Regions from separate parts of the Mus musculus genome. Here region 2 is linked to region 1. The links are chromatin loops, found by intact Hi-C in ENCODE. Cell type or tissue: left cerebral cortex. All regions are shown on one strand.

Region 1 (2,500 bases):
GGAGGGCGGGTGGTCTGTCACCTCTTAAAGAACGGCTGGAAAGGAAGCCTAGTGACACCGGCCACTTGTCAAGGCTGATTCAGCTTTGTTACTGGCTCAGAGGGTCAAGTTACCAAGCGGGATTGGGACAGATACGTAGATCTCAAACAGAACAGCTGACATTATTTGATCTGCTGAGGTCACAACTCAACACACAATAGAGACGAACCCCGTCCACCCAGCAGTGAGGCTAATTTTTCCTTTTCAACACATAAACCGGAATTGTGTAACTAAGGGGAAAATGTCCAAGGCATAAACACAAAGATGCTGTCAGCAAGGGGCCATTTTATGAGCTTTGAATGGGAGAACATCTTTCCAAATGGACGCTGGAGACCGAGACCTACAAGACTTGGGGTCTCACCAGTCTGTCCATTCAGACTTCATGTGTCAGACTTAATTCCAAAGACCTTTTGGTAATTTTCAAATATCAAATTCACCATTCGAGAGAAGATTTGTTGGCAGGGAGAATTTTCTATATGCACTGAAAACAATAAAAAACAAAACAAAACAAAAACCCAGTATTGCAACGCCTTTGAGAACGGCAGTCTCAGCATTCAACTAAGCATATAGTCCAGCAAGGGAGGAGGCGATGTCAATGATGATGATGATGATAATGGTTTATGTGATTTAGGTGTGTAGGCTCTGGTGTGTTTGTTGTAAGAAAAAACAAACTAACAAACACACACAAAAAAAACACCTCAAGCCCTCAAATTTTATATTCAGTGTGAATAATAAGACAGTCAGTACAATACGATAATAATAATACACTCGATAATAATAATACACTCAGTCAATACAATAATGGAAATGTACTCAGGGTTTTAGAAAGGAAAATTCAACCACTTCTCAGACAGTTTATGACTGCTGTTTCACCCCATGGTGGTGAGAAACTGGGCACCTCCTCCAGGAGGAATCCGCGGAACAGATACATTCCTGGGATAACACTGCATGATCCAAATCTACAACATCTGTAAGATCACAAAAAACAAAGAGAGAAAGACCACCAATTCGCATCTCTCCCTTCTCCAACATTCCCCACACAAGCAGATGGGGAAAACAATCCTTGAGTATTTGAAAACACCATGGGCTGGGGGAGGCAACTCATGAACAAGAAAAAAAGCACTCTTTTATTCCAACCGGGCTTTATTAAAAAAAAAAAAGATTTTTTTTCTTAAACTCAGTTTTAATTCAAGTCATTTGTAGTTAGTTATTGTTCAATATATGACATTCGTTTGCCTTAAATAAGAAGAAAAATTCTAAGAATTTGGAAAACTAACGAAGTTTAACACTCTTGAGATTGGAAAAATACATTCTCAGAATAGCTCTTCCAAAAATGTCCTGTAGGGGGCACTAGAGGGGTACAGTTGAGGCTGACTTGGGAAATCACAGTCATTTCTGGTAAAAGTTGTTTGATGTGAGGAATGTCCCAGCCTGGTACAGTTGGCAAAAGTTCACTCTGGGGAATTTTGTGTGTGTGTGTGTGTGTGTGTGTGTGTGCGCGCGCGCATACGCCTGTTGGAAGAATGTGGCAGGGGGGAAAAGTTGGCCTGATGGTCCCTGATCCTGAAGGAAATGCCCTTGACTTACTCTCACAAGTCATCAGAACAGATAGCTGCCTTGGAAAAGTTCCGTGTCTTGTTTTGTTTTGTTTTTCATTTGAAGGGGGCCTGGCTGAAGAAAACAAGTTATGAAATGACCTATGTTTGTGTAACTGGCTGGATTGCGTAATGCCAGGGCCCTGAAACCGTAACAGCCAAGGAGCAGGGCACAGCATATATCTGGAGGTGTTGTCCCAGGAAAAAGAAAATCACAACAACAAAGCACACTCCAGGAGGAAGAGGTGCATCCACCTAGCTCCAAAAAAAATTAAATTGCCAGGGATTGATTAACCTTTGAGATTGAGATTATAGCTACAACAGGAAATAGTTTTCGTGTTTTGAGTTCCTGCCATAGACACAAGCAGAGGTCTTAACAAAGAGCTGTCTGCCTCCCACCCCACAGGTCAGTGGGGAAGTACTAGGTACTTAGTACTAAGACGCAGTATTAAGACCTTATGAAGCTAGATGTCGCGGGGGGGGGGGTCGGGGGGGGAGTGCCAGACAGCAAATTTATGGGGATACAGGACCCCACAAACAAGGAGAACAGGGGGAAAATAGTATGCACTTGCACAAGGAAAACCAGGAACTTCTCACAAGTTCCACTGATTGGATTGGTCCACCGTGCAGTCATAAAGGAGGAAGGCCCAGTCACTAACTGCCAGGAAAGCTTCCCCATGTAGAGGGCTGGGAGCAGAGCTGATTACAGACTTTATCTGGCATGTAATAAAGTTACCTTGAGCCCAGATTGGGGTGGGGTAGCAGCACAGACTTGGGAAGTAACAAAAACAGAGGCCTATCACTGGGACCACAGAACAGTTTTATAGACAGCCAGATCAGGGAGGGGGAAGCCTTCCCCCTGTTCC
Region 2 (2,500 bases), 330 kb after region 1:
TCCTATGCAGCCAGTCTCTGGCAAACTAAAGCGATAAATGGCAACATGAGCTGACCTGCTGGGAACTGAAGGCCTGCCTTCTTCCCATGGTGGGGGAGTAGGCTGTGTTCACAGAAGCAGGGCATCGGAAGAGTAGTATGTGGTTGTGGAAATAAAGACCAACACAATGTGAAGCAAGCAGGCATGGGAGAGAAGGAGACTAGGGTCTTTAGTGACGTTATTTCAGCCACAAGACCAACATCAGTCCAACTGTGCACTTGCAGAGTTCTATAGGCCAATGGACTCTCTTTACTTTTTGAAGACAATTTGAAGCAAGTTTCTATTACAAAAAAAAAAAAAAAAAAGGACCAAAATAAAAGAAGGAAGAGGAGGAAAGAGAGTAGAACAGGTCCAGGGTGTGGGTGGAGGTGGGGAGATAGAGACCAAAACTGATCCTGCTATGTCACCTTCTCTAGGAGTGAAGGAGGAGGTACAGGAACTCTTAGCAAGCCACAAAGCCACATAACTACTGAAAAACCTTTAAGTACAGAGTCACTTTAAGGTACTGAATCTTTTTACAATCATGTGGGAGAAAACCTACAAAAAGAATGAATGTATTTTCACTAACCCTACAATAAACAAAAAAGAAAAAGTAAAAGTAGAAACAGACGGCCATACTTTTATAAAGTATGAGTCATTTAATGAACTTAAAACACATCTGCAGTAGGTATCTAAGATGCTCCCCGTCCTAGAGCTTTTCAAAGATGAAGACGCCATTTGTCTCAGTGAGTAATAAGGCAGCCTTCCAGAGAAACGAGCAGAGCCGCTAAGGCTGTAAGGAATGAACTGGCTGAGACCAGATAAGGACCCTTTGATCGTTGGCATGTAACTTGGGGCCATAGAGAACAATCTGCATCTGGCCTTTCTTGAGAACGGAGCTTGGTGCGGTGTTCATTGACTTCATGGTCCCTTACCCAGCAGATATTTTTACCTCTGCTCCACTTAACTAGAGCACATGCAGCACGTTCGAGCTGTCTGGTGGTGGTGTCACATGAGTGCTGGCTATATGCCAAGCTGGGAATGTGTGCCTTGGAGCAGAAAACCTTTATATCTTCTGCAAACAATCTCTCTCTCTCTGGAGACCTAAAATGGGCCCCACAGAGCAGCCACACTGACTGCACTCAAACCATATATCAACGTAGCAGTACATAGTGAACACTGTTTAATGAACTTTCGCTTCTTCAAACTTGTCATCCCTCTCCAATCCCCAAACCCAAACCTTACCAGTTCTTTCAACACTGTGGTGAACCTCACAATCAACCAAAGAAAGGCATTTGTTCCAGAGCTGTCATGAATAATTACACAGTTCCCCAGGCCAATGAACTGCTTCAGAAACCTTAGCCAGGTTTTCCCATTCCAAGGTACCAATATCTAATGCTAGTAACCCACTAACAAACAAACAAAATGGGATCTCTTTTCTCACAACCACCATTTCTTTTAAAAAAACAAACAAACAAAACAAAAAACAAAAAAACCAACTCTTCCAGGTTGCCCAAGCTAGTAATCATGGCAAGAAAAGTGGAGGCAGAAGAATTTGGTGATGAGGGCTAGCCTCTGCTACTCACCAAGACCCTGTCTCAAAACGAAACAACCAAGCAACAAAACAAAACAGGGATTATGGATATAGCTCAGTGGCAGAGCACCTACTTAGCATGCACCACAGGCACTGAGGTGTCAGGTAAAGGGACAATCTCTCAAAGAAGGTTGTCACTTCATAGTCTTCACTAACCAGACGATCCTGATCTCCTGAAGCAAGTATGACAGCCTTGGGTGTCTTCAGAACAATGTGGATGTATCTTTGAAAGGCAAGCTCATGGGTCCTATCATTGAAACATGGATTTAATAAGCCCAGATGATACTTACCCTTTGGGTATACAGAACTTATTCTGTATTCTGAACCATAGTCAGGCATTTCATAGCAAGGAAGAAAATTTAACCATCTTTATAACAATCTGACTTATTGTTTTACAATGATTCCTTAAACCCTCCTATGAGCCCCTCTGATGTCAGGATGGCTAGTCTCCCTTCTGGACTTTTCGACTACTTGTCCCACATGTTTCTCAGGAAGAGAATTTGTTTATAGAAAACGTGTCTCACAATCAAAGATTTCTAGCAAGTATTAACTCCTGGAATCCAGGGCTACCTAACCTAGAGCAGGGTGGGAAGTGGGTATGATATATTTCAATAATGTAGAGCCAGACAGAGTGGCATATACTTACAATCCCAATATATGGGAGGGAGAAGCAGGAACTCAGTTAAAGGTCAACCCTAACTATGTAGCAAGTTCAAGGCCAGCAATGGCCTACATTTGAGGTCCTGTCTTAGGGAAGGGAGAGCCAATTAATTCTACTCTTGGTAGTTTCTGCCTCTCCCACAGCTCTTTATTACCTGTTCCCCTCTTTTGCCTGGATATGGAATATCTTCTAGACCTCTCCTGAGGCCCGAGCATTCCTGGTTTAAT

What was found. Hi-C counts contacts between places; a loop is a spot of excess contacts. Peaks named below come from ENCODE experiments on the same cell type or tissue, not always from the same donor. Only the 100,000 strongest peaks of a DNase experiment are listed, where the experiment ranks them.
Region 2: a loop joins it to region 1, with 4 times the contacts of the local background. A loop is called at or near these places in 3 of 42 quality-filtered maps.

Annotation. Positions count from the first base shown.
Region 1 is chr5:32,138,842-32,141,341 of GRCm38, reverse strand. The region is part of intron 1 of Fosl2 (fos-like antigen 2); the gene reads right to left. Among named protein-coding and RNA genes, the nearest start is that of Fosl2, 3.6 kb to the right of the region's middle. In left cerebral cortex, a CTCF peak has its summit at 1,380 (motif pointing right); DNase peaks (open chromatin) are centred at 1,392 and 1,766; H3K4me3 peaks cover 266 bases.
Region 2 is chr5:31,809,684-31,812,183 of GRCm38, reverse strand. The region is part of intron 4 of Babam2 (BRISC and BRCA1 A complex member 2); the gene reads right to left. Among named protein-coding and RNA genes, the nearest start is that of Babam2, 110 kb to the right of the region's middle. In left cerebral cortex, no CTCF peak of the experiment used is centred here; a DNase peak (open chromatin) is centred at 967.